2 separate regions of the Mus musculus genome follow, and region 2 is linked to region 1. Evidence: chromatin loops called from intact Hi-C (ENCODE). Cell type or tissue: left cerebral cortex. All regions are shown on one strand. Each heading gives the region's core, and the rest is flanking DNA. Links, peaks and the distances in the headings are about the cores only.

Region 1 (16,010 bases), core at 2,910-10,909:
TCTTCCGAGGGACCAGCTGCAGTGCAGTGGAGTTTTACAGCAGGGGAGAGAGTCTGCTCCCACCGTCTCCAAGTACAGGAGGACATGGGCTTGTCTGTGGCAGAGCACCAGGCTGGGTAGTTTGGTGGATAAAATATTGCTAAACAGGAAATGTCAGGGAATATTCTAGCTTATCAGACCTACAGAATATTCGGTGGCCTTGATGGCCAGGCACCACTTGGGGTACTGATAAGGGAGTTTTGAGGACTCAGTCTTGAGTATGGTGGATTATGGGTAAATTGTCTGCTGTGATTTGGAAATGGATCATGTCCCAAATATTTGTTTGCTGGAAATTTGGTCCTCTGTGTAGCAGTGTTGGGGTTATGGAACCTTCATAGTATCACCCTAGAAGAAATAACTGTGGTTTTTAAGGGACCCTGGTTAATTCCTGGGGTTGGTTGGGTAGGTTGTTATAAGAGAGCAGGCCTTTGCCCTGTCTCTCCATGTGGGCTCTTCTGTACATGTTCCCACCATCTGCCAGGAGATTCTCGTTATTAGAGCCACCTAGTCTTAGACTGCTAGTTTCTGAAAGTTTGATCCTAATAAATTTGCTTTCTTTATAAATAAACACCCAGCCTCAGAGACCTTTTTAAAGCAAAAGAAAACAGTAAGTATGCTGATTAAGCAGGATTCTTCTAAAAGTGGACAATATCTAAATTAACATGGAAACCTAAATTCAGAGAGCTGGAACTGAGAAAAGAGAAACATGTCCTCCCTACTCGGCACAACAGAAACTTACACTGGCAGTTTATGGGATGAATGAGGGAGTTGGCTGGTATCGTTAGCATACTTCCTTTTTAATTTGCATTTTATAATTTTCTTTGAAGTATTTAAAGTAAAATGATTGACATCTAATGCTCACCCACTTATAGCATGATGGCAATTAATAGGACTGTGGTGCAGAAGTTCATAAGTGAGCTTAGAGGGATGTTGTTTGTGTGTCAGTATCGAGGTGTTAGTACAGTTGAATACTTAGAGGCCAGATGCTCACATTTTACAGGAAGTTGGGGTTAAGTCCTGTGCTTGACCCTTGAGCCTGGGGGAACTGATAGAATAAAAACTGTCTGTCCGGTTTTTCAATAGTATTTTTTTTAAATACCAAGATGGGCTAGGGTGTAAGTTCCTAGAGAGCTGAGATTTCTGTTTTTTTCTTGGCCAATGACTATACCAGTCAGAGGAAGGGCAGGCTGTCTGCAGATACTTGTCCAGTGACCTATCCCGTAGCTAAAGCCACGGAGTCTGGCTTGTGGTACTGATGCATACTGTCTTGTCATACGCGCTGAAGCATTGCAGGCATCTTCATGCACACCTTTAATAATTCGGACTCCCCGTCCTTTCTCAAGCATTGCTGCCTTCCCGTCAGGAACGCTTTACTTTTGAAACACTGACCCGTTGGGTGTGTCCCACCCTCCAACCATGTAGAAAGCTTGGCAGGTCACTGGCAGCATTACTGCAGGACGAGGCAGCTAACAATTGAGCTCTCCCTGAACCCTAGAAACTTGTCATGTCTGAGTCGGAGGATGCAGACCAGTCCTCCATGACAGAGCACAGGTGACAGTGTTGACCCTTTCAGCAGGCAAGAGAAGCCAGAAAATGTCAGGGCGGGGAAGACATGGCAGCAGGGGCAGGACGCTGGTTAGTTGCATTACATCTGCACTCGGGAAGCAGAGATTGATGGACAGCAAGTGGGGCTGGGATAGAAAGGCCTCTCCCCAGGGATCCACTGAGGCTCCACCCACCTAAAAGCGTCCCAACCTTCCTGTACAGTGCTGCAGGATGGAGGCCAAATGTTCAAGCATGGAAGGGCATGAGGGAGTCTCACCTTCTGCATCACTTGTCTTTCTTCATCTCTGTCTTTGTGAATTTCCAAAACTGTCTCTTTCTTCATTAGGAATCGAGTCAGTTCTTCCTTACTCTGGCTCTTCTCCGTAACCGGGTCACAGGAAAGGATCGTTCCATACGCAAAGCCTTTCAGAGTCCTGTGGCAGACGCTGCTCTGGGGATGGAGATAGCAGCAGCTGTGAATGAGCCCACACTCCAGTAGCTAAACTCCCACTCACCTGCCTCTGGTTTCTTAGATAACGTGTTTCTCCGTAGAAGGAATTTTAGCTTTCCTCAGTAAAGAAGAACTTACTCACTTCAACTACATTGTTCAGTTTTTTTTCCCCCGGTGTGTAAGTGTTATAGGATTAGGTCTAATTAGTTTCACGGAGAAAGCCTTAAATAACATGGACATCATACCAAGTTCAAGCCTTGTAGTCTTCCAGGGTGGAAAAGTAAGAACGTGAAGTTTATTATCAAGCTGATGTTTGAGAGTATCAGTCCAGTTTAACCCTGTCTGGCACTGTGGAATAGCATTTATCTCGGCATTTTAATCTTTTAGGCTCTTTGTCAGTTATTATGTGCACTTGAAAGTTAAGAGAGCACTTGAACATACTTGCTGGAAACAAAGGAACACAAGTATTCCCTTTGGGGTTTAAATAGATTTGAAAGATCAGTGCCAATACCGTCACTCCCTCTAATCCTGTTTTTTCTTGTGCAAACCCTTATTTGACAGTCCTTCTTAAAATTAAATGGAATGCCTTCAGTCATGTTATCTTGTCAACTAAAATATTCAAAGGTTGTTTTTACAGTATAATGAGATCTGCCATTCATTCTTTTCCCCACGCAATGTTACTTTTAAATTTCCTGACCCTGAAGTACACTTGTTGAGGTGGCTTATTAAGCAATTTACTGATGTGTATATTGTTTTGTTTTATGAAGCCACTCCCGAAAGCTATGGTGTCTCGTCTCTGTGAGTCTAAGAAGGTTTGCACAGCAGCAGAAATGCAGCTTCAGGTATGTGTGCACCTCATGTTAATGTTTTCCAGACATTATCCCATATATACACACAACTTGAAGTTCTCACCAGTGCTACACATTTATTACAATAATTATGTTTCTGAACACCTTTCATCTCGGTTCAAAGAACTTGGCCAGAATGACACATGAAATTCTCACAGTATCTGTATGAGGTACACGTGAAATCTGAAATATGGTCATTTCCCATTTTTACCAAGGAAATCAAAGCCTTGCAGGAGTATAGAGCCAAGTTAGGGCTCTGACCCAACCATCTGTATTGTTACTCATTTTCTGTTTTTTAAAACAAATTGTGGCACTTCCTGTGAAGTTTAAACAGTAATTATTTTTAGTTTTAGGATAGTATATATAGACAGTTTCCTGGGTTATGAGATGAAGACAGGGGCGATTTGATGAGCCACTGGATGCCAGGTCGGTGACCAGCTGTTGAGATATTTGTACTTACTGAGATTGTTTGTGGGAGTGTCTTGTCCTTATGTCTTAACAGTAATGAACAGTCTGCGCACTCGCCTTTGACCTCAGCGGCACTCTGTCACGATCCAGTTAGCTCTTTCACATCGAAACTGGTCTCCAGTTGCTTTGGGTTTTTAAAAATTCTCTACCCCAAACCCAAAAACCAAATCCAATTCCTAGCAAGCAATAAATGAGCTCTATTTTGTTGTGTCTTGGTATGTATGCTCCCTAGGGGTATAGTGTATACCTGGAGCATGCAACAGGCGCTGGCTTCAGTCCCTGACTTTTTTTTTTTTTCTTTTTTTTTTTTTCAAGACAGGGTTTCTCTATATAGCCCCGGCTGTCCTGGAACTCAGAAATCCACCTGCCTCTGCCTCCCTAGTGCTGGGATTAAAGGCGTGTGCCACCACACCTGGCTAGTCCCCGACTTCTTTAGTGAGGAGAATGGTTATATAGCCATAACCATGAATTTTTCATTATTCAGTGGCCATGCATATAAGTTCAATTAAAAATAATTTTAATTTTTTAATAATAGTATTACCGGGAGAAAGGCATTTTATAACTTCGTTTTGATTTTGATATCTCAGTAATGGCTCAGGCTGGCCTAGAATGTGATTCTCCTGCCTCAGCCTTTCGGTGCTGGGATCTCATGTATGTGCATCCCTGGCAATGAAACCTTTTGATTTGCTTTTGAAGGTCTCATGGAGCTTTCTCTCTGAACCACTGTTCCAATGATTTTATTTTAAACCAGAAACCAACTATTCTTTTCTGCCCATCCAAAAGAATAAGCCTGAGAGAGGGGAACCATCCCCGATGATACAAGTGTTATGCCCTGCTCCTGAGCTGCAGTACAGACAAGTGGGTAGAAAAGTTCCGAGGTGGTCTAGCCGGTATGTTAGACACTGTGGCACTCCTTTTGTCCTGCACTGTCTAACAAACGGACTGAGTACTTCTGTGTGGTGCTAAGGCTTGGTTCCAGGAGTGCAGCTGCTGGATGAGAGGGTACTGGCCACTGCTCTGTTACTGTGATACAACACCGTGATCAGAGCTAGCTTAAGGAACAGAGTAGTTGGCCTGACAGTTGCAGAGCAGTCGCAGTGGAGGCCCAGCAGGCAGGAGCAGGCCTGGAGGCAGGAGCAGGCAGCCAGGAGTGCGAATCCTAAACTTCAAGCACAAAGCACAAAGAATGAACTAGAAGTGACATGGAGTCTTTAATTCTCAAAGCCCCCTTCCAGTGACATACCTCTTCCAACAAGGCCACACCTAAATCTCTCTAAACTAGGACGCAAGTGTTCCTAAAAGTCCACATTTACATCGTTTAAAAGGCATAGTGGAAGAGACAAAGCTCTTGGATTCGAGCTTGTTTGTAGAGTAGGGCAACAGTGTGCCTCCTCGGTTGAGGTTAGAATTAAGGTTCAGTTCATCACCATTTACTCTGACAGCTCTGGGCTCTTGGGTTATCGCTTTCCATTGTTACTGCTCATGATGGAACTGAGAGCGCTGTATTTAGCTGTATGTTTGGATAACCAGCCTGAAGAACACAATGTTTATATTCAGAAAGTGTCTGTACTTTTCCCCGGGAAGGCTTAACTTAGCTTTATAATTCACAAGCATAATTCTATATGTAGGCGAAGGCAGGGGCCAGAGGTCATTTACATGTTTTCTTTTATCCAAACTAATCCTCACTTCTTTCAAGTCAGCAGCTGCGCATTCTCTGCAGATTCCATTTCTAAGCCAGAAAGACTCACCACAGCAGTGTAATTGCACATCAAACTGTCTCTTTAAATAAAACACTGCCGCTTTCTTAGGAGGTAAATCCACATGGTGTTACCACTCCAGCACTCAGGTTAGATGTCCTGGTGAAACCTCTTAGGAGGTAAATCCACATGGTGTTGCCACCCCAGCACTCAGCTCACATGTCCAGATTTTTATGTCCACATTTCCTTTGGTGCTTTCCTCTGTCCCACGGCCGCTTTCCTCCACTCGTGAGGGAGGGGTCTTCCCTCCCCACACACACTGTGCCCCCCCCCCCCCCCCAGCTGCTTCCTTTGTTCTTTCTGATAAAGATCTGGCATCTGCTGTGGCCCTTGCTCCAAACCCTACAGCAGCTGCGTCAGGGTCTGCCCCTGCCCCTCCATGCTCTCCTGCACTAGATGCTTTCTGCATCCTTTTCTATGCAGCTGTGTCACTTAGTGCTCCTTCCATTCTAGATGCAACGCTAAGACTCTGACCACCTCACACCTCTCACTGATGACGAACAGGATCCAGGAAGAAACCAAACAGGATTTGTTAGATACAGGGACCACAAGCTGTAATTCTGATTTTTTTTTTAACATATTTATAACTGCTGCATAATTCCAGACTTGTGGCCACAAATTTAATGATGGATAAGGTTCAAAATTGAACAGCAGCCTTGATTATGGAGAGCTCGAGGGTACCCCTTGAAGCTCTTGACTGGTTATATATGTGGTTCAGCGTATGTCTCAAATAACACATATTTATGTTTGTGAGTCTTTTCAGCTGTGGTTCATAATTGCCATTCTGGTGCACTTACGGCATCTTTGACTGACCACATCTTAAATACAGGATGGACTACCAAAGCTAAACAGAGGTTTCTGTCTGCCCAGGTCTTTTATGCCGCCCTGGATCAAATCTACCATGGCCAGCATCCCCTGAAGAAGTCAACCACAGATATCCTCATGGAAACACAAGAGCAGTTCTATGGCTTGCCCTATGTTCCTGACACTGTAAGTCTGCATTTTAATCCATCACGCTGTGAATGGCTCTGCTCATTTCTCAGATCACCACCAGTACCTCCTGGAGGACTTGAGATCCCTGCATTTGTGTTGAAGTTTTCCATGGGCAGATGTGAGGAGCCTCCTGCTCTGTGCATTTTCTCTTTTCTCTTAGTGTGTCCCATATGCCTAGGAACCCGGGATTAGTCAGTATTCTTTTTAGTTTGTTTTTAATTACATATATATGTTGAGACTCTCCTAGTATTCATTGCAAAGAGAACTAACATTTATTGAGTACCTTACATTATTCCAGGGCTTGTGCTATATTCTTTATATCCTGTCTTGTTTAGTGCCCTGCTGAGCTAGAGGGCAGGAGACTGGTTGCCATTTCTAAGTCCTACCTGCCTGACTTCATATCACTGCTTTGGAAAAAGAACTCTAATTTCCCTCTTAAACCAGCATAGTCTTGTGAGTACTCGCCTCTCCTCGGGCCTCCTAGTGAGGTCCTTCCCAGGATTAGAGAGTGACAGATTGGGATCGAAAGGCACGTTAGACTTTCTCTGGTTAGTCCCAGGTTCCTGTGGAAAGAGGATCAACTGATTGGCTCAGCAGTGTAGACTCATTTCTCATGGCTTCCCAGTTGTAGGTGTTAAGAACCCAGGGAAACTTGACACTACACTAGAATGCTTTCTAAGGACTTAAGCAGAGAGGGTATTAGTTGAGTCTTATAACCGGAAAGGTGCAGATGTGTCTGGCTCTAGCTAAACTGAATCTAGGTCTTCTATGACCTCACTGCACATGTGTGTCTTCTCTGTTCTCAGCTCTGTTGTTCTCTGGGTTTGTTTTATTTCCCCTGTTCAGGAGGCGAACTGGCTACAGATGGCTTGAGATTGTATCCTTCCAACCTAGTCAGTCCAATAAGGAATTAATGCTAAGAGAATTCCAAACTATGGGAAGACAAAGTCAGTGCCAAGTTAAAGGACTGGGCATCAGATGATGTTCAAAGACTAAGTTAATCATTAAATTGTAACTAGCCCCCAGGTCACTGTCGCTTCACTAGTAAATATGTTCAGAAATAATTTATATGCCATTTGAAGGACTATTTGACCTTGACAGTGCTCCAAGTCATTAGATTCTTATTGTCTTAGAAGCTTAATGTTCTAAATATATAGAATCATGGCCCCAATTGCCTATTTTTTGATCTTCTATCATTTACTATTCTAACCTGTGATCTGTTGAACTCTTCAGTATACATACTAGGGAACGTTGATAGGGATGAAAACAACCTCTTAACTATGGAAGACAGAATAGTAACAGTTTCCTAGGTTTCAATAACTTACCTAATTTGTAAACTTTGTGGGGCTTCAGTGAGGTGTTTTTTGTTTTGTTTTGGGTTTTGTGGGGTTTTTTTTGTTGTTGTTGTTCTCACCAAATAGTCTACTTAGCTTTCTAAAAAATAATAATAATAATGCAAGTTAGGACTAAAGAGATGTCTCAGTGGTTAAGAGCACTTGCTGCTCTTTTAGAGGACCCAGGTTCAATTATCAGTGCCTACATGGAGGCTCATAGCCATCTGTAACTCCAGTTTCAGGGACTCTGACACCTTCTTCTGGCTTCCATATTCTATAGGCTGTAAGCACAAACAAAGCACACACACACACACACACACACTGGGTGGGGGGCAAAACACCCAAACAAAAAATGAAAATAAGTCTTAAAGAAAAATTAATGCAAGTTCAGTTCCATACAAAATAACCACTGAGGAGTGAGCCTCATAAATAAACATAGATAGGGAAAAGACCGGACGCTGTCCAGACCTACAGAACTAAGTGTGGCAGGGAACATGTCTGCGACTGTCCCTTACCCCATGTCTTAGTTAGTTTTCCATTGCTGTGATAAAACAGCATGACTAAGGCAACTTACAAAAGAAAGCATTTAATTGAGCTTTCAGTTTCAGAAGGTTAAAGTCCACGATGGCAGAGTAAAGAAACAGCTGAGGGCTCCCATCTGAGCCACAGGCACAAGGCAGGGAGAAGGGGCACACTGCAATGGCACAGTGCTTTTAAAACCCGAAAGCCAACCCTACACTGCCTGACACACCTCCTAATACTTGGTCCAACTGAGGACCAAGTATTCAAACATATGAGCCTATAGAGCCTCTTCTTATTCAAACCACCATAGGCATAGGCTTGTGGCCATGTCAAAATGCCAAATGCATTTAATCCAACTTCAAAAGCCCCCATAGTCTTTCACAGTCTCAACATTCTTTTCTGGAACTCAAGGAAATCTCTTAATCATAACCCCTGTAAAATGTAAAAGCAAATTCTGTACTTCCAACATAGAGTGGCACAGACTATACATCATACCAAAGGGAGGAGAGGGCACGGTAGGGAATTCTCTCTCACTCAGGCTGGTCCCTCTATTTGTGTGCCGCTCTTCTTGGCAGTTATCAGATGGTTCTGACACTTCTTGGAAGCTCCAATGTAATCTAGGCTTCAGTTCCCAGCTCCATGCAATGACCTCTTAGGGCTCCATGCAGAGTCCCCTGCCGCACACTGGACTCATTGTCTCTCCTTACTCACGGAGGAGGATTCGACAGCCACTTTACTCATGCATCCCTCATGACCCTAGCGCCAGAACCTCATGGATGACACTGCCAAGTTTGAGTACCAACTTGGGGTGAGCTCTGGCATCCTTGACTCGCATACCAGCTTTGATTTGTTGTTACTTTTTAGGAGCAGAAAATTCCTCAGGCTTGTTCACTAGTTGGAAGTTTAGCTGTGTGTCTTTCCCTCAGGGCACCACTCCCTTCATTCCATCTCTGAGCAAGCTCTCCTTTATCTCCACATCTCTTTTAGCACAAGCCTTGGCTTCAACATTAAATTTCCTAGTTCTCATTTTAATATATATATATAAAATAGTGTGTGTGTGTGTGTGTAATTGCCCCAGTTCTTTTTTTCATGGTAGACCTACATAGGAGTAATTAATAACAACCATGCAGCAGAGTCAACATTAAGCTTTCTTGAAATCTCCTCCACCAAATAAATTAATTAGTCCATTACTTTTCAGTTCAGACATATTATTAGGGCAAGGGGAAAAGGTCAGCCATATTCTTTGCCAAAAATATAAGAGTTAGGCCTCAGTCGTCCACACTGCTCTTTGCATAGTGGTCTTCCACACTCCCGCTAGGATGGCTCTGCTTATAGTGTTCAACTGCTTTCTTATGTCCAAGTCCCAAAGATGTCCATAGCAAGGTCAGGCCTGTCATAGCACTGGCTCCCTCCTGGTACCAACTTGTCTTAGTACTTCCACTGTCTTGGTTGTCTACATGCTACGGTGAAACACCGTGACCAAGGCACATTATATGTGAAAGTGTTTAATTGGGGTTACAGTTTCAGGGGTTTAAAGTCTATAATGGTGGAGTGAAATAACAAGCAAGTGAAGGAGCTGGGGGTGGGAGGGTACAGGAAACCTCAAAATTCCTGCCCCTCCCAGTGACACACCCCTAACCAGATCACACCTCCTGATCTTTCTAAGATATCCACCAATAGGGGATCAAATATTCAAAAATATTGAGCCCCTGAGAGCCATTCTCGTTCAGATCAGCACAGCTCATCTTGTTGTTTTTAAACATGAAAAGGCTGTGCCATCTAGGGGATGCCATTCAGCCTTGACATTCCTGGGCTTCTCACGGGGCCTCAGACTTCTTGCTGTCAGGCTTCTCCCATGTGTGCTCGCTTGTGTGCAGGGAAGCAGACAGGAAGTCAGCGTTCAGTCTCCACCCCGTCTCCTTCCGTGGATGCCGAGGAAGTGTCTGTTTTCCGAAAGTTCGTCCCTTCGCCCAGTTCACGTCCTCTGTTGTGTCAGCCCTCACGGCCCTCTTTCGTGCTGCGGGCAGGACATGATGGTGTATGCTCAGCCCTCTCTTTGCCTTGTTTCTTGAGCCAAGCTGTCCAGGCTGATGGTGAATGCATCCTGTATCCCATGGAGCCACGATCTTATAGTCTGACTGTCTCTACCTCCTGAACAGTTGAGAATAGAGGCCTATTTGCTCTGCACAAGGCATTGTGTGTGATCTGCAGCACCACAGAGCAACGACTGTGGAAATTCACACAGTAGCCCTGCCTGGGAGGAGGAGGTATGGCCATGTCACACAATAGGAACCCTAAAAGAGGCTCAGCATACCTGGATTCTGGTCAGTGGATATAGAGAAACCATTAAGTCCACGGTTTATAAGACAGCACCCATACCACACGTGAAAGGCTCAATGATCAGATCTCTGTCTCACACTGTCCATAAAGCAAGTTGGAGCCCAAATGTGGGAAGCAGCAGTGAATGTAAAAACATGTTGTCTCACGGGCATTAAATGTAAAACAGAAAACTGACAAATTTAAGTACATTTAGATTGAAGGATAAGGTAGTAAGTTTAATATAACGTAAGCCAGTCTACTCTCATAAAAATGGAAAACTAAGAAGTAGAAGTAGATACTTCCATGCACCTGTTTCCTTTTTCCTGCCTTCTTCCCTCCCTCCTTCCTTTTTTTTCTTTTTAATTGTAGTAAAAAGAATAAAATTAGACCTGCTAGAGAAGACATATTTTTAAAACATTTTGAAAGAACATGAGACACAGGCATGTAGTAAGCCACATGAAATGACCCCCACATTGACCAAGGAATGCTGACTAAATCATATCCCATTACTGTTTTTTTTTTTCTGTCAGTTTCGGTATGCCAGTTGAGAATACCAAGTTGGGATGGCCGTGGCACCACAGGACTATAGTACTATGGGCAGGAGTGCAGAGTGGTTTCCCCATTTTGGAGAGAGTTTGGGCATTCTCCGCTAACACTGGGTGTGGGCACTCCTGAGGGCAGCATTCATCTCCTGCATTTAGTGTATAGAGCATGCTGAGAGGTACTCTCAGTTCCAGGAATGACACAGAGGACCCTTTATAGCAGGTTGTGGATGTTTCTGGAGAGGAGTGGAGTGGGGAAGATTCTATGAGAAGCCCAGGTTGTTGTCAGCAGGAAAATGAAAAGCACCGTACAGGAGCAGCTAAGGGGCAGAGTTACTGAATCCAGCAGGCATAAGCCGCCATCACGTAAGTCAGACTAAGTAGGACTTCCATGCAAACTCACAGCCATGTAAAACTGAGTATTGCAGAAGAGAGCATACTCGGGAAGACTGCAAAGGAAAGTGTCTCAGTTAGGGTTCTACTGCTGTGCAGAGATCCAGGACCAGTGGCCTCAGTGAGGGTTTCCATTGCTGTGAAGAGACACCAAGACCAAGGCAACTCTTAGAAAGGCAAACATTTCACTGGAGCTGGCTTACGGTTGCAGAGGGTCAGTCCATTAGCATCATGCTGAGAAGCATGGCAGCCTACGGCAGACATGGTGCTGGAGAAGGAGCTGAGAGACTTTGTTCCACACTGGGGATAGCTTGAGCTATGAGACCTCAAGCCCACCCCCACAGTGGCATACTTCGTCCAACAAGGCCACACCTACTCCAACAAGGCCACGCCTCCTATTAGTGCTACTTCCTACAGGCCAAACATTCAAACACATGAGTCTATGAGGGTCATTCCTACTCAAACCACCACCAAAAGCAAGGGAGTCACACAGTGCAGCTAGTATACTACTCTGGCTCAGGAATGGAACTGTGTATAATATTAGAAGTATTTATGGCTTACGTCAGTGGGTGGCTGTGTGGCTGGTGAGTTGATCATTCCTCTTTATTAATCAAAATGTATTCATGCTGTTCAGAAAATCTTTGAAATTACTGAAAGGTGATTTTGGTTCCACCATATGGGGTAAAGGGCAAGAGTAAGTTTTGAGAGACCCATACTAGGGTGTCCTGTGCCATAGCAAAACTGATGGTGGCCTAAACCAGGATGTGCCATGTACAGGATGGTGCAGAAGCAGAGGTGAGCTCTAGGGCTGGGCCAGATGTACAGGTCGGATGCTGAGCAAAAGCAAAGGAGACAGAGTACATGGGTGGTAGCAGCCCTGTTGGCTAGAAGACAGTGTCATCGTGACTTCATAGTATCCCCGCCAGGAGTTGTTTGTCTCAAATACTTTCATTCCATGAAGAGTAAAACGTTGACTGATAACCTAGAGAGTATTTGCAGGGCTTACAGAATCTATGCAAAGTACCTGGATGCTTTCATTATGGTCTCAGCCGTTAGGCAATGGTTACAGATGTATCTTAGGAACATTCCTTATGTGTGTTAGTTACTCTTCTTGGGAGTAAAGTCTCAGCCATATTTGGGAGATGCTGGAGGGATCACTAGCTTCAAAGCCCAAGTCTCTCCCATGAGAAGCTACAGCGCACAGAAACACAGGTCCACTAGCCAGGGAGGAGTTCACAGATCCGTGTCTAGCGAGCTACCCCTTGGTGTGACATGCTTTGGGAAACTGAACTCATATCACTGTTGTAACTGTCTTTGTTCCCTGTGAAATATGGGTATTGACTCTGTGAGTAAGTGGCCTTATTGTGCCAGCGTTTTATTAATATTTATGCTAAATCACTTTGCACTTGACTTGTTTTTCCATAGCAGTAGTTTGATGCTGGGAATCCAAAAGTCTTGTTCAGCTGGTTATAGGGTGATTTTACATCACAGTCCCACGGGCTGGTTTTCTGTTGTATTCTATCTCTTTACGGATGGAGTTCTATTGCCTTTTTTAAAATACATTTTTATTTGAATATTGTATGTATATTGTAGTGTGGTGATACACAAGTGAGTAATGGTGACCTCGGGATCTGGAAGAGGGTTTCAGATCCCCCGGAGCTGGAGAAAGGGGTAAATGTGGACCCAGCGCATGGTGGGTACTGAACTCCAGCAGCCCTCTACAAGAGCAGTGCACACTCCTAACCCAGAACCATCTCTCCAGTCCTTGTTGCTTATTTTTAATGACTTACTCCTCTCCTAAGGATCTTTTCTTTCAAAGTGATTGCACATTTCTTCCATTTTAGCCCAGACTGTGTGCAGTGTTATACTTTTGCTGCTCTGGTAGTCTAGATTTGCATGGTTATTGCTGTTGTGTTTCGAGGCCGGGTCCTTATATGCCCCAGGCTCTTCTGGGACTCACCTGTTCCTGCCGCAGCCACCGAAGCACTAAGATTGCTGGCGTGTGCCGACCACCACACTGACTGGGTTTGTGTTTCTGCGTTCTCACTTGCTCTGAAGTTGGTGAGGGATATCAGGTCTGGGAAAGACTGGGAGAGCGCCTGTACCCTCTGTCCCTCTCAGTCGGCCTAGTGAGTGAGTTCCAGTACAGACCAGGAACAGATGGCTCCCACGTGGGAAGGTATGTTGGTCTTATTGGTGCTTTAAAGTACTTTGTTGAATTGTAGGTGGTCAGGCATGGTTTCTGTCACAGCTCTTCATGGGCCAGCAGTGTTTCTTAAAAATAAAAACAAAACAACCCCCCTCCCAAAAAAAACCCCAAAAAACCAGAGGTGCCTTTCTGATTTGCAAGAGGTGGCTGTAGGCTTCCACAACTTTATCCAAAAGTTTGTCCAAGCAAGAGTGGCCCAGACTCTCCTGCTGTGCCAGCAAGTGGCCCTGAGTCGAACTGAAATGAAACAACAGGAAAAGGAAGGCTGGCAGAACAGGAGCATGGCTTCAGGGCCGGGCTCGGCTGTCACCGGCCTAGAGGACTGGTAGACCTGGCCCGGGAGATGCTGTGGAAAGTGAACTGACACCGCTCAAGCACCCTGCGCCAGCACCCTGTGTCAAGCACCCTGCGCCAGCACCCTGTGTCAAGCACCCTGCGCCAGCACCCTGTGTCAAGCACCCTGCGCCAGCACCCTGTGTCAAGCACCCTGTGCCAGCACCCTGTGTCAAGCACCCTGTGCCAGCACCCTGTGTCAAGCACCCTGTGCCAGCACCCTGTGTCAAGCACCCTGTGTCAAGCACCCTGTGTCAGCACCCTGTGTCAAGCACCCTGTGTCAAGCACCCTGTGCCAGCACTCTGTGTCAAGCACCCTGCGCCAGCACCCTGTGTCAAGCACCCTGCGCCAGCACCCTGTGTCAAGCACCCTGCGCCAGCACCCTGTGTCAGGCACCCGGTGTCAAGCACCCTGTGTCAGGCACCCGGTGTCAAGCACCCTGTGTCAGGGACGTGGCGTCCATGAGGAACAACTACTTAGTAGAGAATAGAAATGTGGTAAATGGGGACTAGAGAGATGGCCTAGTGCTTAAGAGCACTGACTGTTCTTCCAGAGGTCCTAAGTTCAATTTACAGCAACCACATGGTGGCTCACAACCATCAGTAAGGAAATCTGATGCCCTCTTCTGGTGTGTCTGAAGACAGCGATGGTGTACTTACATATATAAAAATAAATCTTAAAAAAAAAGAATTAAAAAAAAAGTAAAGAAATGTGGTAAGTGTGATGTCACATGACTGTAGCCTGTCTAGGTGTTGGGTCACCATATGTATATCCCAGAACATAGGTCAAGACATGAGCTCTGTGGATGGGGAGTTACTACCTAGAGATCTCGGAGAATCTGTGGGTGATTGTGTTAGGAAGGTGAGGGCAGAGGATGGAGTGATGACACCTCTAGTGTGCAGGAGTGGTCATCAGAGGAACACTAGCCCAGCCTGCATGGTTGGACACGACCTTTTCATGGGGACAGCCATTTCTCAATATCAGCAAAACCCCCTATTTCAAACATACTATTTTCCTTTCCACTTCGGCTTCTACAATCCCAACAGTATCATGTTCTGCTCTTTATTATGTTAGGGTTGCGTTGGCTAGATGGTGGCTTGAGTATTGTTTATAGAGAGCTTGCTGTGAATGTGGTCTCTGATTCCCAAGGAGAGCATAATAAACGAAGGCTCACCGTATGGTTTTGTGTGCTCTGAAGGCTCCCCATGTTGGAATCGCTTGATTTGGAAAGCAGACTCCCAAGCTGACATTTCTGTGGCCACGATTGTGTGTACAAGGGAAAGTAGCTGCTCACTTGCCAGCTGAGAGGTGGTGTGCCAAAGTGCTGAAGAGAGCTGCAAGGCCGCCCTGTGGAGTCTAGATCTGCATGCCCCAGAGGTTCATCCCACAGCCTTCCTGAGCCTAGAGTGTGAAGGGCTTGGGAGATGGTTTGCTATGTAGCCCAGGCTGGCCTAGGACACATAATCTTGCCTCACCTTCCCAGTGTGGGGCTTAAGAGACATGCACCACAATAACCCAGTATGAGATCTTTTTTCCTGTCCACTTGATAGTTTTTGAGAGCTTTTTGTTGAATTATTTGTGTATGGGAATAATATACCTTGATATATATTATAGAGAGAACTATATGCAAATGGGTATTTTTGCATTAAAGCATCTTAAAATTGTCTTCAATTTTTAGTTCTAAACATATAAAGCTTTTCACAGGGAAACCTACAAATGAATGAATTTAATGGTGCTGGGGATAGAACCCAGGACATCCACACGGTAGGTGAGCGCTCGCTCTTTCCTGAGCCCCGCCTGAGACTCGCTGTCACTGTTTAGTCCCAGTATTAATTCGGACTAGCATCGCTGCTCATTGCACCAGGCAATGATGAACTTCTTTTGTTGTTGATTTAATTTTTTAAATTATGGATGAAAGATGAGCACACAGGTCTTTCTGGAGACGTCTGAGGCCTACTTAACAGTCTGCTGCTCTCATCCCACACTTGCTCAGATTGTTAAGAAGACACACTGGGACTCTTTACATGCGTGTGGTACCTCACACATGTAAGCCTAGCATTTGGACTGCTGAGGCAGGAGCATTGCTAGAAATGTGAGGCCAACTTGGGCTCAGAATGACTCTCTTTCTCTTCTGTCTGTCTCTGTATATATGTATGTGCATGTATTATGTCTGCATATACAAATACAGATGCACACACACACACAACTATGAGAGAAGTAGCCCAGAGAAGTTAAATATTTACTCTTCTCTGGGGA
Region 2 (16,010 bases), core at 4,083-12,082, 60 kb after region 1:
CAGACTCAGCAAGTCCTGTTGATATATATGTGCATAAAGATATGCATGTATGTGAATAACAAATATAATCAAAGCAAAAGAGGCTAATGATGGAAGAGTTGGGGAGGGGACAAGGGAGAAGCTTAAGGGAGGGTAACTGGTAGGAGTTGGGGGAGGGAAGGAGGGAGGGGTGCACTGCAATTCCACTTCATTAAAAACATTAAAATACAGCGGGTGGTCCTGAGTTCAATTCCCAGCAACCACATGGTGGCTTACAACCATCTGTAATGAGATCTGATACCCTCTTCTGGTGTGTCTGAAGACAGCTTTAGTGTACTCATATAAATAAAATACATAATTCCTTTTAAAAAATACATTTTTTAAAAAAGATCCAGGAGGTTAATGCTCTTACCACCATGCTTAGCACTCAGTGCACACTCCATCCTGAATGGCCGTTCCCTAGCCGGCCCATCTGTCCTAGTCTGCATCAGCCGGGTCTGTACCCCTGTGAGTCACCTCTGTCATCACCACTCTTTCCAGCCCAGTGTCAGCAGCCACTTAGGAGCACATGATGCATTTTGGAAACCTGCCTGCTTCAGCAGTCAGTTCTAGAATCCATTTAATATTATAAATCATTTAGTTAGGCCCAGAATAATTGGCCCATGTTTCAAAGTTGTTAAACAAGGTCCTAGAAGCAGTCCAGCGAGGCTGCAGGAGTTCTGCCTTATACTGTCTTTTGTTAGCCAGTTTGCCTCTCAGTAAAATGAGAAAAATAAGTTAAAACGTTCTTGCTTAATGGCTCCTTGGCTGTTGCTTGACCCTTGAAGTTAGGCGGGTTCATGAGACTTAAAGCCCCAGTTTCCTTGTGTGAACTGATAGGCACCATGTGTGTCTGGATGCACTTTGACCTTGTTTTCTTGCCGTTGGCTTTTTCCTTTTCTCCCCTGTGAGCACAGAACAGCCCTTACTTGTTTGCATCCCTATCCCCATGCTGATTTCCATAGAGACCTGTGTCGGGTCTCCCAGGAAACCACAGAGCTGCCAGCCATTCCAAATTAGGACTTGAAGGGGAACATTTTGACAAAAGTTTTTTTTCAAACCCAAGTGTTCTTTGAGTTTTCAGGTAGATAGGTAAATCGATACTGTTGATTTGCTTTCTCTTGTGCTGGTGAAACCCTAACAGAAACAGCACAAGGAAGAAAGCTGATTTCCCCCTCAGCCTAGAGTCCTTCGTGACGGGAAGTCAAGGCAGAAACTTCAGGCAGGAACCCAGAAGCGAAGCAGGGCCTGAAGCAGAGACTGTAGAGGAGAAGTACTTACTGATCTGCTGTTCCTCTGGTTCGTGTTCATCTGCCTTTCTTTCTTTCTTTCTTTCTCTCTCTCTCTCTCTCTCTCTCTCTCTCTCTCTCTCTCTCTCTCTCTCTCTCTCTCTCTCTCTCTTTCTTCCTTTTTTTTTTTCCAAGACAGGGTTTCTCTATGTAGCCCTGGCTGTCCTGGAACTCACTCTGTAGACCAGGCTGGCCTCGAACTCAGAAATCCACCTGCCTCTGCCTCCCGAGTGCTGGGATTAAAGGTGTGTGCCACCACGCCCAGCTTCATCTACCTTTCTTATACTTCTCAGGAGTGACAGTGCTTACCGTGGTCTGGGCTTTCCCACATCAATCATTAATTAAGAAAGCCCCCCCCCCCCCACACACACACACAGACTCTCCTACAGGCCTGTCTGATGGTAGCATTTTTAACAGTTAAGGTTTTCTCTTCCCAGATGGCTCTAGCTTGTGTTGAGTTGACTAAATACTAACCAGGACGGATAAATGTAAGCGCCGACTTTGGTTTTTCTCATTTGTGAAACTGTCTGAAACACTGGGCTGGTCTTTAATTCTGTATGTGGGATCAGGTCATGCTGATACTTGTAACACACTTGGGTAGTTCTCTTTGGTCCTTTGATTGGCACTGCTGTGTACCCAGAGGCTACTCTGCCTGATCCTCCAAGTCCCGGGCTCTTACTTCCTGCACTTTCATCTTCAACAGTCACATGACAGACAAAAATCACCAAACCATTTAGCTCCACAAGATTTTTTTGAGGAAAAACCAAGATCTCTGTCTCTCTCTCTCTCTGTCTCTCTCTCTCTCTCTCTCATTGCCACAGTCACCATTTGAGGTGCACGAATGGTATGGGGCGGGCAGTTGGCACAGGGTGTATATTGAGTAGCTCTATTCCGAGGATGCAGCCAGGTCACACTTATGCTGGCAGGTTATAGAGTTGAAGTGAACCACTTCAAAGACACAGGATGGTCACACTTACCTGTGTAGGTTGGCTCTGAGTAAATGGTTTTACCCTCTGATGGTTACAGCCATTTAATTTAAAACAAGCAGCCATGTAATTATAGAAATGTTTCGGATATTAAAAGAAAATTGTGTAATAATTGATTGAAAACGATGCTTAAAGATTTTCCAACATACGGGCTCTGCTTCAAGAAACCTGGAACCCAGGGAGGGCCCTGCCCTGCTGTCCAATCAGATGTACATGCTTATGGTACCTGCCTGCATCTGGAGGGGCAGTGCAGAAGATGCTACTGCAGTGGCCTGAGACCAGGATGCTCGCACTGACCGCACAGCTGGACAAGCACAGTAGCTGCTTTCATCCGTGAGAGTTGTTTTACTGTAGAGAAGAAAATGGTGCTTCAAGTTGTACAACTAAAGGCATCATGGTGTAATTTTCTGTCCCTGTTTTCTCAAGATGGGGCTATTAAAATCTGAACCGGAAAGAATAGAAACACTTTATTTAATCTGAAGCTCAAAATGAAAATACTGTTATTGCTCTCGGCCGCACCAGCCTAGTTAGTAGACTCTGTATGTTGGGAGCAGTTTTTAAGCGCATGTGGAATGACTTCGTTCCTGTCTGTAGACCGTGAACCATCCCTGCAATCCCAGGTCTCTTCTCACTGCTGACTGCAGCCACCTCAGACATTACCCAGTGACTGTTCTTTGCCGCTCACATTGGCCCGTGGTTGTCCATACGGTCTTGTTCCTCCTGTGCCCAGTTGGGTTCCCTTTCTGGTCCCCTGCTGCTCTACTTCAGAGCCTTAAATTGTCCTCCTGAGACCTCTTCCAGCCTCACCCTGTATCCTGGACAAATTAGTATACAACAGACGCTTTTGTAGGTTTCCAGTATTGCGCTTCTCCTCTAAAAGGCACAAGTTTCAAACTAAGTGTTCTTTTAGTAATTTGTTTAATTGTTTCTTTTTATTTTTTTAAAGATTATAATTACATCACACCCCCTTCCTTTCCTCCCTCCAAACCTTTCCATATACTCTCCTTGCTCTCTTACAAATCCATGGCCTCTTTTTTTTCCACTGTTGTTACATACATATATGCATATGCATATATTTCTAAATATAACCCGTTCGATCTGTATAATGTTAACAAGGCTGGCCATTTGGTATTGGGTAATGGTAAAAATTTTTAGGCATCTGTCAGGTTCTATTGAATTGATTTAACACTAGTATAATCTGAATTGCTATCCAGTTAGAGAAGAGAACCGTCACTCTAGAATGTTTCCTCAGACCCTGTTGCCAAGGCTACTGCTACGGCACCTGTACGACTTCCTTTCTCTCCAGACCCATTCTGAATTTCACAGACGGAGAATCCATCAGTGTGTCTTATTTGTGGGGCATCTTTTGGGTACCCTCTTGGGACCGTCAGAATTTCTATGGGTCTGAGTTGTCTTCCCTTCTGATGATGAGAGATGTCTGGAGGGACCCAGATACAAGACTTCTACAAGAATTAACACCTCAGTGGGGTTGAAGTGTATAGAATGTGCTTACAATTCAACCTACTCAAAATTAAATTATCCTGGTCAACAATAACTCAAAAATTCAATCTGGTAATTCCAAGGGACAGTAATATCTACAGGAACAGAATTCTTGGGAAATGCATTTGGGCCTAAGTTACTCAGCCAGGTGCTGCTTAAAGAGTGTAATGCTTTAAAGTCACGAACAGCTCAGGTCATGGACTCCCTGTGACTTTAATGAATTGTCCTCTCATGGTGGGACTGTAGAGGCAACCTCTGGTTTAGAAGTCAGTGTCCCCCAGTGTGAAGGTGACCCTTTGTCCTGCCCCTGGTGTCTCAGGGTGCTAACGTGAGTGTCTTGATGCTCTGGTTACAGGCATGCTGCAGAAGTGTCCTTCCATCGATGACTTTGTGGATGCCCTCGTGTCTGACATGAATCTGGACTTTGAAACGTTCTTCCTGGATTCTAAATAGCAGCAGCATGGCTCCCGTGGATAAGAACCTTGTCACCAGACCCTCCAGCTAGGAAAGCTCGCTCCAGCTTCAGCGATCACTGAGGAGACATTTTCTGACAAGCCTTAAATTGACAGGACTCAGAATAAATAGTAATGTTTTAATTACACCGTGTCTCACCTGCTTGGCAATTTTAAGGATTTTTAGTGGATCTGTGAACCACAGAAGTTTCTAATTATAGAGTACCACCCTTCCCTGTGCCACCAGGGGCTGTGTCCAGACTGCAGCCATTCTGTTGATCTCTTAATTGAATGCATTAGAAACTCCACGGAATGCTAAATTGTTGCAAGTTAGGACAATCTGAAGAGTTCTTTAAAAGATCACACCTATCTTTTAAAGGAACACTAACATTTCTTAAGACCTCTATCCTAGTCTCTTGGATAGTCAGCTACAGTAACCGAGAATCCAATCCCAAGTATTGCTACTGATATAAACAGTCTTTCCAGGGTGTTTTAGACTCTACACAGACGGGTGCAGAGCAGGGAGGATTTGAACGCAGGCTTTGCTGTCTTGACTGTGAAGATAATGTTAGTGAGACATACGAGGGTCAAGACATGAGTACATAAGGAAACAGGTTCAAGCCTTGTTTGTCATTTCCCAGAAGCCACTGCTTTCCATTGGCAGCTCTGGAGTTGCTACATGTTGTTAGCATGAGGAAAGGAATCATTGCATGGACTTAGGTGGTTTTCCTGCCATTAAAGTCAAGAATTACAACTTCTCACTCCAAAGTGGTATCTGGTAGCGCCCTCTTCCTGCCTCCTGCTATGTGACCAGCCACAACAGAGGGGAGGGTCTCCCAGTCTGGGACACACTCAGCGTCCTCATACTCTAGGAGTGTCCTATAAGCTCATGAGGCCCAGAGATCTCCTCAGTGACCTGCTGTGCTGGGCCCCTTCGTGAACTACTGACCCATCTCACCCGCCATGTGCACATCCGACTCTGGATTCATGCAGAAGAGCGGTTGGCCCACTGAGGTGAGCTTCCCACAACCAGGATGGTGTAGGGTTGTCTTTCTGAGCCTCCCAATCCAAGGCTCTCTCCACACTAACCCCGGGAAGCTCCTGGGAGCCTGTTTAGAGTCTGCCAAGAGCAATCAAAGCAGGAGGAGTAGGGTTGGGCGCTGCTGGTGACTGAATGGGCTGCAGTTCCAGCGCCCTGGCAGACGTGGAGCCACATCCCACCCTGTTTATTCTCCTTATCTGATTGGATAACATAAGATCAGATCCTTGTAGGCTTGTACTCACACATGCCAGCTCTGTTCTGGGAAATGTCCTGGGAGTCATCAGCCAGCCAGCCAGCCTCAGGGCCATCAGAAGAGGTGTGTGACAGGCTCTATAGTGTCCCCAGGGTGCCAAGTCTCTGTGTCTTTATCAGTCTTGGTTTTAACAGAAGTGTGGGATAGTCAGGGGAATTTAGGCAGATTGGGGAGAGCCCCTTTAAGGGGCCTGCTTCTGGTTCCTGGAGCACTTGGCAACTGCTACAGCTAGCAACTAACCACAGGACAAAAGAGCCTGTCCGAGGGAGGAGGCTGGGAGGACCAATGGGAGGGAAGGGAAGGGATTTAGGAAAAGGGAAGGTCCTGGGGTCCCATAAAATGCCCCTTCCCCTACTCCACTTGGTTCTTGGGGCCCATCGCTTTACTTTCTCGATGCTTTGGTCTTTGCAGTTTCCAGAACTGTCCATCCCACAAACCATATATTGGTACCTCCAGATAGTCATCCCTCACCCCATAGCTATAGGGGCTCAACTGGGAATCGATGACTACCATCTCCACACCGGGATGCTATAACCGCCGTGACTGAAAAATCACGATGAAGGACTCCAGATGGATGCATGCAGCAACCCCATGGAGTGAGATGATCCCGGACTAGGATTAGCCTGTCTATGCCAGCAAATGAGTCAGGCAACTGATGGTGAGTCCTTCAGGTGTATATGTGTGGACAATTAATTTTTATTAAAAAAATAAATAAAGCCAAAGGGAAATGTATATTTTAATGACCTAGGGTATTAATTTTTTTGAAAGTCACACATCAAAGACTAGGAAAAGCACCAACACCCTAAGAATGTGATTTTATCCTTTTTCCTCTGTGTGGGATGTGTTTTAGTTTAGGTTTCTTTCTGTTTCAATTTGGACCTGTAGAGGAATGACCGTCACTGTCTTATTCTGGAGGGAAGTCCCTGATAGTGCCCCACTACACACACACACACACACATACACACACACAAATTAGGTATTAAAATATGGTTTTAAGAGTTTTAAAAATGGATTAGCAGTGATTCAATTAAAATTAGAAAAGAACAACAACAAATATGTGAGAGACTTGCCTCTCAGTGACCCCAGGCCCTGTCAGCTGATAGTGGGTGGTAACCAGACAGCCCATTTCTGTGTCGATAGATGAACTGTGGGAGAGTGACTCCAGAAAGAACCAACCAGTGAGGGGTCGAGATCATGTGCTTCCTGTTAGCAGCTTGTCCAGTATGCCACCATTGCCTAGGCCTCACTGATAATCAAGATCACTCTGCCTGACAGAGCTCTCCTCTGAGTCTTCTTCCTGACTCTGTAAGACACTCATTTTCTCCTGCTCCTTAGGTGACAGGTCTGAAAAGGTAATGTTTGGTGACAGATGATATTTCTGTGTGCTTGTCTAATTGATGAAGCATTTTCTATACCTGGCTTGGACCCACAGTTTCTGCCAGTGTCAAAAGCAGGTTGGATGGATCATGTCTAGTTTGAGAAAGGGTTCAAACGTTTAATCCCACAGTCCGTTTCAAAATCATATTATGTGGCACCATGAAATTGCACCATCTTAAGATGAACCACTTTTAAACTGGGGCCATCTACACTTAAACCTTGACTTTAAAGAAGAATCTCTTCTCTTGAGTGTTCATTTCTTCTCAGCTGTTTCAAAGTCTGGGAAATGGAGCAGAAGGTGTGCAGGAGACCTTGTGAGACATGCCTGACCTTTGCAAGGTCTCTCCTGCCCTCTGAGAATGAATCGGAGGGGAGCCTTCCGAATCAGCAGTCTTTGGCTTCCCTTCAGCAGCCTCCATGGTCACCAGTAGAAGCTTCAGTTGACAAAGCCAACTGGATTTTCTCCAAGGGGATAAATAGATGGATGCCGAAGAGGGCAGGCAGGACAGGAAGCTGGAGGGAGGAGCCTCTGGGCCACACTCTTACTGACTAGAAAGCAAAGAAGGCAAACTGTCGCTTCAGTGTCCCACTCCTGAATATTCACTGTGTCCTTCTGAAACCCAAGCCAGAGTGGAGTCTGAGTCCATCACTAAGCTTGGAAGTCAGGCCAAGTGGACCAAATGTTTTCAAGTGGAGATCAGAACTCGAAATTTTCCAAATGTGGTAAAACCAGGGTATCACTGCATAGCATCATCGCGTGAGCTGTGCCAAATCCTGCTCTTCTGTCACTGTTCCTGGGTCCCATCCAGTTTGTCATGTTTTATCACTTCTTAAATGTGTCTCTTACTAGGTTATTTCTGCGTCCCATCTAATTTTGACATGTTTGGTTTTTAAGTAACTCATAAATCAACAAATAAAAAGAAAACTGCTTACCCACAGCAAAGGAGGCAGCTCTCACGATTGCAGATCTGCAGCACAAATTGTCTTTGCCCAGTTTATGCCTGGAAGGGGGAGGGGGGCATAACAGTGGCTTGGAGCAGCCAGGAGGAGAGGGAGAAGAGAAAGCAGGATTGATATGAGGCTCTGAAATGACCTCCCAGTTACATGGCAGGCATTCCTGGAACTCTTGAGTCATCTGAGATATTTGAGGTCAGATAGATGATTCCCCCAAACAATACAGTCTCCATAGGTCACTGGCTGGTAGCATTCAATTGTTGTCAAATCTCGGAAAAGAATGAAGCCAGACCCCAGTCTAAACTTGTGAGTTGAGGTTCCAGCACAGCTTCTTAAGGTCTTACTGCTCCTTCTGCCCCCCCACCCCCCCACCCCCCGAGCTCTCCCTGTGACAATCCACCAGACAGGTTCACTGAAAGCCCAGGCCCTCCTGAGCTCTCAGCCCCATGATTAATACACAGATGCCCCTGGACTTATTATGGGGATAGACCCCAATATCCCCAATGTAAGCTAAAATGGCTTCAGCAGAAATGGCATTTAATGTACACCACCTACCCAGCATTCTCGCTTAGCCTGGCTCACCTTAAATGCTCTCAGGATACTTCATCATCATCTAACAGAGAAGCTATTTTATAATACGGTCTTGAGTGTCTCGTGTAATTTATTGACGGCAGCACTGAAGTGAAGAACGGATGGGTGCCCTTCCACTCCATGAGGAGCTGAAGTAGAGTCAAACGATGGTAAGTGGGAGAATGATGTCCCCACATTGTCACTCACTCCTAAGAACCAGTGTCTTTCTACAGAACTCAAGTCAGTTTAGGAGCTGACCATGTCTCATCTGCAGTAAAGTCCAGTTGTGTTTGTTAACATGGTGAGGGACTTAGAGAGGAATTTACCCAAGACTTCCCATGTGCTAGCCTTCAGTTCCCCCAAGCCCACAGCAAGCATCAGGGATGGGGAACGACTGTGGGGGAGGGAGACCAGTAGTCCCAAATGGTTGGTGGGAATGTGTGGGCAGAGTGCTGCTGCTCAAATCTTGGGTGGAATTTCCTGACCCCAGATCACTTATTAACTCTTTTTAGGGGGAAGTGGAGCCCTTCTTGCTTACGCTTCTCCTGTAAAGATTGAGGCCTCTAGACTATTCCTGGGAGATTGCCATCCTGATAATTGGACATTTCAAGAACCCTTGCCCTGCTGGGGTGCCTTATTCCTGAATGCCTCTTGACACAGTGACTTCTCTTTGGGGAACCCTGCATGGAATGAGGGGCAGTTACAAGAGATAGCTGAGGGAAGTCATATGACAGGTGTCTTGACAGAGGCCAGGAGTCACAAAGATGATTTTTCTTCCTCATGAACCTAGAACTCAGGTATGGGGACAAGAGCTCTTGTGGCTGCCAGGGGCTGCAGTTCCCCAGGCCTTGACAGCATCCACTTGAGCCCAGAGCATGTGCCTACCCTTCTCACAGCTCATCCAGAGTGGCTGTGACCAAGCTTCCAGGTGGCAGAGCACCCAGGAAATGTCCTTGGGAGATCTGGACAGAGGTGTCTAGGTTTTTTTGGAAAGTAGTTGATTCGTTCTGCCAGCCCCGGACTAGGAGTACAACAGGCCTAATGAGTATGATAATACCTGGCCGTGGTGGAGTCCTGTTCTGTGGACATTGGTGTGTCCCTCTGTTGTCAGTGACAAAGGAGTACTGCCCAGGGCTGCAGGGATAAACTGTCATTAAAGGCCCAGGGGACTCTGGCCTGCAGGTTCTGATGGTACAAGAAGCTGTTATGGCCAAGAACACAGCACACCTAGGTCCTGTCCAAACCCAGAAGTCTCCATGCAGAGGGTCCAGAAAGGACACACTCATCCCTAGATGCTATGACGTTACTTGCTGGGCTACCGCACACCCTGAGAACAGGTGGAAGCCTGCAGCTGGAGCCTAGGATGGAGAGGACCTTGTGTTGAAGCTCTCCGCTTAATCTTCTGCCAGCTGGATGGAAGAGAGAAGAAAGCTTTTATGATGAGTGGAGAGACAGAGAGCAAGCCTTCCAGGTCCCCGGGAGCCACCGCTGAGATATCAAGAATACAGGCCTATGAGCACAGGAGCCCTGTTCACCAAGACTCCTGACCAAACTCTAGTCTCTGATTGACTGTGTCCCTACCCCTCTGGGACCTACCTGGGATATTCTTGATCCTTATACCCTTAGTTACACAATGTGCAGTGCTTAGGAATGGGGAGTACATGTGTGCACGTGTGCACACACACACACACATACACACACTCATGCACACACTCAAGTACATATATGTGATTTTTTTTTTTTTTGAGGCAGGATTCTAGTCTGCTTTCAGTTGCTGTGATAAACACCATGTCCAAACACACATGGGGTGAGAGTGTTTCATCTTACAAACTCCCAATCACAATCCACCACTGAGGGAGGTCATGGCAAGAACCCAAGGCAGGAGCCCGGAGGCAGAAACTGTGGACGAATGCCATTTGTTTGCTTACTCACCGGCTTGTCCCAGCTAGCTTTCTTCTGTAGCCCAGGTTCACCTGCCATGGGATAGTGCCACTCAGTGGGCCAGGGCCTCCTATAGCAATCAATCAAGTCAACGGTCATAGAGAAGGCCACAGGCCAATCTGATGCAGGCAGTTCTTCAGTTCCCTCTTGCCATACCACCATAAGTTGTGTCAGGTTGTCAATCAAAACTTACCAGCACAAGTGGCCGCACATACCCCAAGTTGACTTCAAACTCCCTATGTAGCCAAGAACCAACAACCTTGAACTTCCAATGCTCCCGACTCCGCTGGGATTTCAGGCATGAGCCACCACATCTGTCCTGATGTGGTGCTGGGGCTCACACTCGGGGCTTCTCGAATTTTAGTGAAGCACCAGCTGGGCCACACCCAGCAGAGTTCTGCATACTATTAAGAAGCATTAGAACATATGCACTAAGCTAGAACCAGGAGCTTCGGGTTTCTTATTGAATGGTCCCAAGTTTCAGCTTAGGAAGAAGGGCCTTGGAACCAGACAGTAACTGACAGCCACACATTAGGAAAGTGTTTTGCACCCTGAGGAATCCACATGACATTGGGTAAGGCTATAATATGTGCACTTTAGTGTAAGAAAAAAATTAGGCTATCAGTTGTGGACTGGAGTGTAGTTTAGTGTAGAGAGCTTGCTAGACACACTGGGCTCTGGGTTCTCTCCACCCAATAAAGGAAGTTAGTGGTTTCTTCTTCTTCTTCTTTTTTTTTTTCTTTTTTCTTTTTTGTTGGTTTTTCGAGACAGGGTTTCTCTGTATAGCCCTGGCTGTCCTGGAACTCACTTTGTAGACCAGGCTGGCCTCGAACTCAGAAATCCACCTGCCTCTGCCTCCCGAGTGCTGGGATTAAAGGCGTGCTCCACCATGCCTGGCTCAGTGGTTTCTTCTTTATGGAAGGAAGAGACCTGCTGAGACCTTGTGGCCATAGTGTAGGGGTGGCATTCATGTTTGTCCCATGTGCCATGACCTCCAGAACTAGAGCCTAAAAAATGGCTGGAGACTTCTGTGATGGACTTCATGAGTCTTCCGGTGTCAGCTGCAAGTGACCAGGGTCTGACTTAAGGACAGCTGTGCAGGGCTGGGCTCCCTCCCCAGCACCACAAACAATAAAGCATCCACCCAGTTTGCTTTGATGGCTATTTTTACCATCTTGTGGTGACATATTTTTGTAGAGCTCTTTTTTTTTCCCCCTCAGCTGCCATAGTATTGTGCATCTTGTGAGCCAAATAATTAAACTGACATTTGTTTTTTGTTTGTTCTTTTGGCCACAAGTAAACATGCTTAAGCAACAGCTTCCTTCTGCTATGGAATTATGCAATCTGAAAATACCAGAGGGCTTTAATTTTAGTTTTGCAGACTATGTAATTGCAAAATACTTCCACATTCAATGAAGAAAAGTAATAGAATGTTAAGTGGGGGAATAGATGCCGAGAACTATTCCTCACTCCGCTCTCCTTGTGTCCTCGGCTGGCCTCCTGGCCTCCTGGTCCCACTTAAGTCAACGGGAATTCCTCCAGGTGCGCTGCACACGGGACAGAAGGGACAACCAACCCCTGGGGTTGAAGAAGTACAGTTGGCTCTCGGCATCAAGAAAGACTGTCACAGGTCTAAAGTGCTTGAGGTCCTATCATAAAAAGGAGCAGGGTCCACCTAGCCGCTAACACACAGTGCAGTGTCTGATCTATGCAGATAACAGCCAGCACGATGCAAATGTAATGCAGATGTTTACTGTGGTGCCTGTGTGCCCGTGCAGCGCAGAAACAGTTCTTCATGAGTACTTCCTATCTTTAGCTGGTTGGGCCTGGGAATGTGAAACTCACACTGCCTAGAGAGACTACCTTTTCATGCTATACCAGGTTAACACAAACCCCATAACCACCCTGGGAGGCAGGCACTGTTTAAGGGACGTGTTCTGGTTTTATTTATATGCATGTTATCACATGTATGTAGTGCCCAGAGACCAGAAAAGGCTATGAGATCCCTTGGGACTGAAGTTACGGACAGTTGTAAGACACCATGTGGGTACTGGGAACAGAACCTGGGTCCTTTGGAAGAGCAGACAGTGCTCTTAACCTCTGAGCTATCTCTCCAGCCTAAGTTACTACTTCTAACCCTGTTTTGTGGATGAGGAAGCTGAAGCCCAGAAAAGTCGGGCATCTTTCAAGAGAGGACCATTTTGAAATCAGTGGGAGTCCTGCACCTGTGGATTTCAGCCCCGCATTGAATTTCATGCCTAGAAATGTTCTGGCCTTCACCTTAGGACTCTTCTAGCTTCTTTGCTTTGTCTCAGTGGCCTAGGCCACCTGCTCCTGCCTTCTATGAACTCTGCATCCATACCAGAGTGGTTGCACTTCTTGTTTCCTTCTGGGATCAGAGACCAGGAAGTCATCTCTCATTGCCGTCACTGTCCCTGTGGCCTACTAAGGTCAGTACTTGGCGCAGGGGCTTACAAACAGATAAAGAGGGAACAGAATCCATTAGGACCAACCTGTTGCTAACGGCTACCTGGTTCCTTCTGTCTCAGATGGCGAGGGCTTGTTCACATGGTCCAGGTTCTGCTTATTGAGGCTGGTGAAAGAACTCAGATATGTGACCTGGGGCCAGAAGTATTCTTTTCTCTCTCTCTCTCTCTCTCTCTCTCTCTCTCTCTCTCTCTCTCTCTCTCTCTCTCTCTCTCTCTGCAAGTCACTTGTAGCTGCTGCCTGGGGCTGTCGTAGGTACAGCAGGCATCAGCCTGCCTCCTGGCAGTGACCTTGAGTGACCTTGGAGACTGGCAGGATTTACTCCTTTCCCTATGCCATCAGACCCTGTGCCACTCTCCTCTGTAACCCCCGGGACTTGCCCTTCTGCCTTCTGTTGCATCCTGTTCATCCGTCCATCATCAGTGGAACCCTGATGCCGTAGGAAGATCAGGGAACCAAGAGCATTGGACCATCCCTATGGCCCCTGATCGCAGTGTCTCCCAGAAGTGGGATCTTGGTGAATTAGGCTGGGAAGAGAACTGGGTCCTTTGCATTCCCATATAGTGCCATAACAGTGACAGAGTGAAGACTTGTCCCTTTCCCATGGAGCACACTCTGGGTTCTCAGAGGACATTATGACCTATTGTAGAAGAGACATCTCGTAGATCTGAGGCCTCCCTGGTGTCTCCTGTGGCTTAGCCACTCTTTTGTCCAGATCCGCAGGCCTCCTGGTCATGGTCTCCTTTCCTCGAGCTTGGCCTCCTCAGCCACATTCACCAGATTTTGTTAGATGTCAGGATCCAGGTGCCCATGCCTGTCCCTCTGTGGTCACTCTCTCCAGTTCTTACTAATCCGCCTGTGTTCTGCTCTTTGTGAGGGCCATGGCTGAGGTCCCTGGGGGTTGACAGGGAGCACTGTAGCTGTCTCAGGCCATGGCTTGCTATTTCAACTACACAATTCAGAATGCTTCGTGTTTCGTGTGGCTGCTCCAGCCAGATCGCGTTGCATGCTCCTGTATTATTTGCTGGCCTTTTCTAAGTCCCCTGGGGCCTCTCTGTGTTTACAATTCCAGTACTTTATCTCCCTGACATTAATAACTGTGCTGGGATCCTGTCCTCCTCAGGGCAATACTTTGCATTTTTCCACGATGGACCTCCTCTGATTATCTTCCTTTAATTCCTGCCGCCTGCTTCTTGTATTCTATTCTTTGAGTGGGAGGCCAATTTAGCTTCAGTGAATGGTCAGCTGCCCAGCCCTGTTCTCTCAAGAGGGAGGTGACTACACCAAAGATAATTAACTTTCTCGGGGCTGATGGCTTCCTGCTGTCTCTGGTTTCCAACGGTGAGAGCTTGTTCAAGTCCAGGTTCTGCAGGCTGAGGCTGGTGGAAGAGCTGAGAAATGTGACCCGGGGCTGCTCCCTGAGACTGTAATGGCCTTCCTGTGTTTTTCCTGACAAGGCATCATGATATTAAATGGAAACTTAGGGCTCATCTCTAAGATTATGTATATGCAGATATTTCAAAGCCTGGAAAATAAACCCTTATCTCCTCTACAGGATGTAAATCGGTTATTATACATAGAAGTGATTATCTTGGCCAATTTTCTTTTGCTGTAACAAAATGCTCAAGGCTGGACACTTTCTAAAGGAGTCCATTGACCTCAGCTTTCTGGAGTGTGGAGAGTGCGCTGTTGGCATTCTGGCCAGGATCCTCTCTTGGCTGCATCACACGATGGCAGAGAACTGGCAGAGCGACCAGCCATGTGCAGAAAGGCCACATAGTAAGAATTCACCAGTGATACTCTGGGGCCACTTTTCAACTAATTTTAAAACAATCTATAAAATCGCTTCCTCAGCCTCCCTCTTTCTGCTTGCCCCGTTCTTCCCTCCATATCGTTCCACTGACCTACTTCCATGACACATATGTGTGTCCAGTCTAGATGTCCCTTAAGAGAGAAAGCATGAAGTATTGGTTTGGAGGTGTTTGGGAGGTTGTTTATTTGTTTTTGTGGGTTTTTGTTTGGTTTGGTCCTGTTTGGTTTTTTGTTTTGTTTTGTTTATTTGAGCCTGGCTTATTTTTTGCTTACCACGATTTGCCCCAGTTCCAGTCTTCTGCAAAGGTCATCCCTTCATTCTCTAGGTCTAAATAAACATGTATGAGTCACGTGGACTCTTTCTTTCCCTAATCAGGATCCCAAGGAAACTATGTTGTTAATCTCCTGGACTAATTACCTCCCACTTAGCCCCACCTCTTAAAGGCTCCCCAACTTCCCAGCACTGCCTGTCACGTTGGAAGACAGGTTTCCAGAATGTGAACCTTTGGAGAGAAAAGCACAGCAGCGAATCCATGATACAGGTTGCACTGAGATTTCAGAAAAAGCCCTCGAAAAGTTAGTAGAGGCATGGGACCAAGACAAGGCAAGGTTTCTTGGCATTCAGACGGGGGCGGGGGGGGGGGGGCAGGGAGGGTCTCATTAAAAGAATTTAAACAAAAAGCAGAGATGACTTTATTCAGAAGCTCAAAAGTCTCCCTTGAGAAAATGATAATCAGCTTGCATTCTCACCCCGAAGGCATTCCCTGCTGATGTACGCTAGCCATTTATCTCAGGATCTTGAGTTATTTGGATTCAGGTGCAGATGGGCTTCAGCAGGCTTGTAACTTTCATTTCTGGTTCAGGAGCTGCCTTTTGATCTCTAGCATCTCATCTCTGACTTTGAAGGTGGTTTGCAAGTGTTTCTATCGCAAGATCTCATTTCCCAGCAAACGGACTTCATTCACGATGGCTCATCCCTGGTGCAGGCACTCTAGGAAGACATCACCTCTACCGCACAGTTGGGACTGAACCCCTACAGGGTTGGCAGTTCCTAACCACACCCAAAAGCTCTGCCGCTCTGATGGTTCTTGAGAAAGTGGGTCACAGGGTCAATGAATCCCAGGAGCTTGTGGTGATGATCCTATGAAAATGGCCGGTTCCTTTCTAGGTCTGTCTTCCTCCATATTTACATTCAGTAATTAATTATGATAAGGTTCTTTCCCACCTAGATGTATCCTGTAAATCTAAGATGGCGGCGTGTGATACCTCTTCATCTTTCCTCGGAATTGAGTGGATTTTCAAGCATTTATCAAATTGGATGTACTTTGA

Evidence for each region. Hi-C counts contacts between places; a loop is a spot of excess contacts. Peaks named below come from ENCODE experiments on the same cell type or tissue, not always from the same donor. Only the 100,000 strongest peaks of a DNase experiment are listed, where the experiment ranks them.
Region 2: a loop joins it to region 1, with 4 times the contacts of the local background. A loop is called at or near these places in 5 of 42 quality-filtered maps.

The regions. Positions count from the first base shown.
Region 1 is chr14:60,840,406-60,856,415 of GRCm38, forward strand. Mipep (mitochondrial intermediate peptidase) reads left to right here. Exons shown (of 19, transcript NM_027436.3): 15 at 2,803-2,877; 16 at 5,979-6,098. Among named protein-coding and RNA genes, the nearest start is that of Mipep, 64 kb to the left of the region's middle. In left cerebral cortex, for the core only: no CTCF peak of the experiment used is centred there; no DNase peak of the experiment used is centred there.
Region 2 is chr14:60,899,220-60,915,229 of GRCm38, forward strand. It overlaps Mipep (mitochondrial intermediate peptidase), which reads left to right. Exons shown (of 19, transcript NM_027436.3): 19 at 4,149-4,394. The coding sequence ends at 4,246. Among named protein-coding and RNA genes, the nearest start is that of Mipep, 120 kb to the left of the region's middle. In left cerebral cortex, for the core only: no CTCF peak of the experiment used is centred there; a DNase peak (open chromatin) is centred at 7,397.